2 separate regions of the Homo sapiens genome follow, and region 2 is linked to region 1. A link is a contact called in ENCODE Hi-C or POLR2A ChIA-PET data. All regions are on one chromosome and are shown on one strand. The core of a region is the stretch at or near the end of the contact, and the rest is flanking DNA. Distances in the headings are between cores, read along the strand shown.

Region 1 (3,201 bases), core at 115-2,614:
CCTTTATTTCCTTATGTGGTGAAGTATAAGTTCCACTGGTATTCAACAAGTAAAACTCTTGTTCAGGGTAATGTGCTACTAACTTTTAAGTCTGCATATTTTAAAATGAGAGAAAATCTAGTTTTTTCATTAACTTTCTACTCATCTCTTTCTGGGCCCGCTCAGCAAATCCCCGGTTTCAGAGGACTGCCCTGTAAGGAACTATAGACAGGGTTTCCATCCGTATTTCCATTTTCTGAATAAGTAACAAGGGGAACTAGACTCTCAGGGCCTCCTCTGCCTGCTTCGTCCTTATGGAGCTGATGTGGGGAGAACACTCCTCACTGTCCAGTCTAGTGATGACCACAGTTCTGTAGCCACGTGGATCTGTGTACTCGAGGTCAGTTAGTTCCAGAAAATCATCCAGTCTAACATTTGCTCAGATTCCCTAATTTCTACTCTGTGAAAGACAAGGAATAGTACAGCTCTTCAGTTTCCTGGGGGAGTGCTTCATTACTTTTCCTCTTTTTCTTTCTACTTAGTCTAATGACTCAGATTCCAGATGGTTCTGCCTAAGTTTAGAATTATCATGATCTACTTTGTAGAGAGAAAAGAAAACATTTCTTGTACAGTACAACTTATGTAATTTTTTTTCAGGGAAGTGAGAAAAATATAACACGCAGTGTAGAAGAACTTTTGGCTCTAACATTAGATATCAATGTTTCGTATTCTGTCATTGGGGTGTATTGTAATTTACTTATTTACTGTCTAATTCCTTCTGTAGCTAGTGAAGTTTACATTTTCTTTTTTCTTTTTTTTTGAGATGGAGTCTTGCTCTATCGCCCAGACTGGAGTGCAGTAGAGCCATCTCGGCTCACTGCAAGCTCCGCCTCCCGGGTTCACGCCATTCTCCTGCCTCAGCCTCCCGAGTAGCTGGGACTACAGGTGCCTGCCACGGCACCTGGCTAATTTTTTGTATTTTTAGTAGAGACGGGGTTTCACTGTGTTAGCCAGGATGGTCTCGATCTGTGAAGTTTACATTTTCAAAGAATGTTTTAATGATATGGAAAAATATTCTCCAAACAATGATGTGCAAGTACAAGGTACAAACCAGGAAAGTGTAATTCTAATTTTTTTTTTTTAAAGGTCAATATACTTTCTTTTTTTTTTTTTTTTTTGGAAAAGAAATATTCCTAATAATTCATTTAATCATCTGGAGAGTGGGTTGAAGTTTTGTAAAATTTAATTTCTTCATTATAGACTGTATTATTTTAATAAAAGCTTTTCTTTGGTGTCACCCATTGTGTGCAGCACTGAGCTGGGGCCCTGGAGCTCTCACTATTGTCCATCTGGCCGCACCACTGTCAGCACTGCTTTCAATGAACTGTAACAGAATACTGATGACTCAGCATTTCTGCTGCTGACAGGAAGTCCTTGAGCGAGTCTCTTTGTAGTTCCTCCAAGAAAGGATGCTCAGGCACTCCTTGGGTGAACAGCTGCAGGCCATGGAGAGGACAACCGGGTTGCAGTAGTAAGTTTGCACTGGGCTATCCCAGAGCTAGAACAAGGGAACAGGTCAGCCCCTAGAGTCCCAGAGGTCACAGACTTGGGCAGGTCCAGGCGTTAAATGCAGCTGTGCCTTTGGAGCTGGACATCCAGGTACCTGGCTGCCTGCTGGGAACAGGTGAGTATGTATCAGCCATTGTGAAGCCTCAAAAGGCTGCAGCCTGACGTAGCTGCAGATCAGGCTGTACCCAAATTGCATTGTTACTGATGAAATAATTTTTTAAAAAACCAATGGTATCTATTTGAGCATTTTCCTCATGGACACCATTCAACAGAATGCTGTTCTCGGGGAACAAATGACTCATGCAAATGACTATTTTCTAGGTTTTTCTCATGGTCAAGCAGCCATGATCTTTTTATAGCTTTATTTTATTTTAACTCAGTCCCAATGGTTAATTTAAATCCTTTCTTTCTTTCATCAATGATACAAAGAGCTCACTTTACTACAGTCTCATCTTGACAGAGTCAAATGCAGAGGCTGTAAGGCTGCCCACCTGAGGAGGAGGAACTGGAACTTAGGAAAACAGCTCAGATGCTTCATGCAAATGAGGAAGCTCAATTGGCTTCTATTGAAAATACCTCACGCATCATTTTCTCTTGTCTCTACTTGCCAAAATATTTATAAAATATCTTTGCCCTGCCATACCTAACTAAGCCTCTTGGAATTTATTTTTTCAGTGAGATTCTCTGATGCAATAACCAAGCACTGGCTTTTAGAAAGTGTTCTCTCCCCCTCCCTCCCTCCCTGCCTGTCTCTCTCCCTCCCTCCCTGCCTGTCTCTCTCCCTCCCTCCCTGCCTATCTCTCTCCCCCTCCCTCTCTCCCTGCCTCTCTCCCTCCCTCCCTGCCTATCTCTCTCCTTCCCTCTCTCCCTCCCTCCCTGCCTATCTCTCTCTCTCCCTCCCTGCCTATCTCTCTCCCTCCCTGCCTATCTCTCTCCCTCCCTATCTCTCTCCCTCCCTCCCTGCCTCTCTCCCTCCCTCCCTGCCTGTCTCTCTCCCTCCCTCCCTGCCTGTCTCTCTCCCTCCCTCCCTATCTCTCTCCCTCCCTCCCCGCCTGTCTCTCTCTCTTCCTCCCTGCCTATCTCTTTCCCTCCCTCCCTGCCTGTCTCTCTCTTTCTCTCTCTCTCTCTCTCTCTCTCTCTCTCTCTCTATATATATATATATATATATATATATATATATATATATATATGTCTGTTTCTCTGTCTCACTCTAGATATACAATCAAATCAGTGTGCAGATGGAGGACAAAGAGTATCACAAAATTATTATTGTAACTTGTGGATAATAAATTTCAAAATCTGATGTCTGTGCTCCAATATCTGACCTCCTTTTTTGCAAAATATGCACATGTGAAACCTGATTTACTACTGAGGAAGTTAACCCTTTCCTTTTGAAAGTAATGCATCAGTAGAAGATGGAAAGTTCAGTGGAGATGGGTGATCTTCTCAATTATGTGCATGAGAATAAGTAAACTCCCAGGCATTCCGTCACTCTCCAAAGTCAGAACAATCAAGAGGACACATCAGGCTTTAGAAAAACTCATTCCCTTGGAAGATAATCTCAATAGCATGTGTGAATAGGAAGAGCATCAAAGTGTGACCGAGAGAGTGTCAGAGAAGAGTCACCTATTACAAGCATGATCATAGTACTTA
Region 2 (3,019 bases), core at 483-2,982, 390 kb before region 1:
TTCTTCCTACTTTTCCTCAGGAATTGCCATCTTCTCTAATTCTCCTTCTACTATGGGTCATTGCCTTTTTTCCCCAGCAGTGAACAGTTCTTCAATTATTTCTACTTGAATTTAGGTCCATTTTTCTCTTGCTTAGCGTGAACTGATACTGGTGAAACTATAACTGTCAAAGGGTCCAGCTGCTTGCTGCTTGTAGAAAGAAGCCATCATAATAATAACAAGAGTGAGGCGTGACAAAAAGAGAGTGAGATTTTACTATCCATGCTAGCAAGGGGAGGAGTGGGCAAAATTCTTTCTAAAACTTTCCACCCTCAGCCAGGCATGTTGGCTCACGCCTGTAATCCCAGCACTTTGGAAGGCCGAAGTGGGCGGGTCCCTTGAGGTCAGGAGTTCGAGACCAGCCAGGCCAACATGGTGAAACCCCCATCTCTACTAAAAATACAAAAAATTAGTTGGGTGTGGTGGTGCACGCTTGTAGTCTCAGTTTCTCAAGAGGCTGAGGCAAAAGAATCACTTGAACCTGGGAGGCGGAGGTTGCAGTGAGTCAGGATCATATCACTCCACTCCAGCCTTGGCAACAGAGCAGGATTCCATTCCAAAAAATAAAAATAAAAATTTCCAGCCTTCAACTGTGGAGGGAACCCAGGGGATTTTAAAGAGAGGGTTTGGAATGCAGAAGAGGCAGCAGGTCTAGGGAGTGTCAGATGGTGTGATCTGCCCTGATGGCTCGTCTTGAATTATTGTTCCATCTGGTGAAGCATCCGGCGCCACTGTGGCCAGAGGTGTCTGGTCCGTATCAGGATCTGGCCCTTGAAGCTTCTAAGGAAATAGATGACCAGATAAGGAGCGTGGTGTGCGCTTAACAAGCATGTGGGTAAATCAGTGTGCATAAAGCATGGGAGCACGGGATGGGGAAAGAAAGGGAGTGGAGGTTCACAGCAGATGCCCAGGCTGTATTTCAGAATGAAAGGAAACACATACGCAGCCTGTCTCAAAGTTACATCTTGAGATTAAGGAGGAAGGAGGAAGGAAAACAAAGTTTGAAAACACGGTTTGAAGCCACGCTGCTCCTTTACAAAACCTCATGGGCACCTCTCAGACTCCTCTTCTATGAATGAAATGTGTCTCTTTTCTTTAACCTTGTCTCCAGAGTGATTTTTTAACCTGTTTTCATCACTACATACTATAATTTCTTCAACTGCTTTTTAAGGATAGTGACCCAAACTGAATGTCATGCATGCTACATTTCTCAGATGGCCTTTGGTCACCTTAGCACTGTGGAAAGCAAAAATTTGTCTCAGTATAACAATGAATTTTCCCCAGAGTTGTTGAGTAAAATTGATACTACAGAAAAATGTGTTGTTTTCTCTGTGGAAAAACTATTGTGAAACCAAAGTTTGTATCAAAACAGGAGGAAAAAGAGTTGAGGGAAAATTTTGAAATGAAATGTCTTTGGAAGGTAGAATTTACTTAGACAATCAAAACAATTAGATGGAAGCATTAAAAGAAACAAACATGAAAGTCCATGCCCGTCCTCTTTGTCATCTTTCCTCGTCTGTGGACTGATGGCTGGGCTATTCTCTTACCCCTGCCCTTTCCTACGGTGTGAGTTTTCCTGTTGTGAGAACCCTTCCTGTCGACAGCTGTGACAGGAAGTACCTTTTTGGGTACTTAGTGATTTTAGTCTTCCCTTCCAACTCTCACTGCCTGTTTCATTTCTCTGAAATTTCACAGAGCTGTTGTAAGCATGAAATAACACATGCTATGCTTCTAGCACAGTGTCTGGTAGAAGGGAGGACTTAATCCACAAAGGGTGCGCTCTTCGTACTATGAATATATTTTGTTAATATACTTACAATCTACAGTTTGCCACTGAGAGGCAGTAATAAGGCCAGGAGTGGTGACTCATGCCTGTAATTCCAGCACTTTGGGAGGCTGAGGCAGGAGGATCGCTTGTATCCAGGAGTTTGAGACTGGCCTGGACAACATAGACTTCGCCTCTACAAAAAATTTAAAAATTAGCCAGGCATGGTGGTGCATGCTTGTAGTCCCAGCTACTTGGGAGGCTGAAGTGGGAGAATCGCTTGAGCCTGGGAGATCAAGGCTGCCATGAGCCATGATCACGCCACTGCACTCAGCCTGGGTGGCAGACTGAGACCCTGTTTCAAAAAAAAAAAGGAAAGAAATGCAGTAATAGAGCTACAACCCAAGTTTTCTTTGTTCCCATTGTTTTCTTTTCTTTTTATTTTTTTTTGACTGGGTCTCACTCTGTCTCCCAGGCCCAAGTGCAGTGGTGCAACATCAGCTCACTGCAGCCTCCACCTCCTGGGTTCAAACGATTCTCCTGCCTCAGCCTCCCCAGTAGCTGGGATTACAAGCATGTGCCATCACGCCAGGCTAATTTTTTGTATTTTTAGTAGAGGCAGGGTTTCACCATGTTGATCAGGCTGGTCTTGAACTCCTGACCTCATGTGATCCAGCTTCCTTGGCCTCCCAAAGTGTTGGGATTACAGGCGTGAGCCACCACGCCCGGCCATTTTCTATTGTTAACTTTAGCTTTTTACAGAGATGTTAAAAACACAACACCTTCTAGTTGAAAAACTTTCTGTGAGCCAGGTTTCCATTTGTCACATCATGTGCCACCCTGCGTGGTGTGCAGATCCCTCGTACCAGCCTGGCCTTGTGACTTCCCAGCTCCCGGGGATCTGTAGGTTTGGGGATGTGCTTTAGTTTTTTCCATCAAAGTTTCCGTTCCTCCCAATTCTTCGAGCCTCATTAAGATGGGTAGGTTTTCACCTCAGAGGAACAAGTACAGGAGGAGGATATTTGTTTTGTTCTAATTGTTATTCTAAATCTTTTTTAAGATTAAAATGTAATTTCAAAATACTAACATTTCATTTTTTCCCCCCACAGTGCGTCCCTTCTTTAAAAAAAGTCCAGTTGCCTTCTCTTAGCAAGCTGCCTTTCAAATCTATAGATCAAAAGTTTATGGAAAAGTCGAAGAATCAATTAAATAAGT

The links. Hi-C counts contacts between places; a loop is a spot of excess contacts on that map. ChIA-PET counts read pairs that join two places held with the same protein, here RNA polymerase II (POLR2A). Pooled maps may share reads with other maps.
Region 2: a pooled map shows a loop between it and region 1 (2.8-fold over the local background). The contact joins two enhancer-like sites. A Hi-C loop is called at or near these places in 1 of 37 single-sample maps with no recorded cell type and 3 of 50 pooled maps. POLR2A ChIA-PET finds 5 or more read pairs at or near these places in 1 of 52 experiments (OCI-LY7).

What each region holds. Positions count from the first base shown.
Region 1 is chr4:185,729,172-185,732,372 of GRCh38, forward strand. All of the region lies in intron 3 of SORBS2 (sorbin and SH3 domain containing 2), which reads right to left. Among named protein-coding and RNA genes, the nearest start is that of SORBS2, 81 kb to the right of the region's middle. RefSeq lists a silencer at 210-407. Within about 2 kb of position 1,365, at least 8 of the 41 ENCODE cell types and tissues checked have a DNase peak (open chromatin) inside an H3K27ac peak, as active enhancers do; they include OCI-LY7, where a contact is called at or near this core.
Region 2 is chr4:185,343,624-185,346,642 of GRCh38, forward strand. It overlaps SNX25 (sorting nexin 25), which reads left to right. Exons shown (of 19, transcript NM_001378034.2): 13 at 2,914-3,019. Among named protein-coding and RNA genes, the nearest start is that of LRP2BP, 51 kb to the right of the region's middle. Within about 2 kb of position 1,733, at least 3 of the 41 ENCODE cell types and tissues checked have a DNase peak (open chromatin) inside an H3K27ac peak, as active enhancers do; they include OCI-LY7, where a contact is called at or near this core.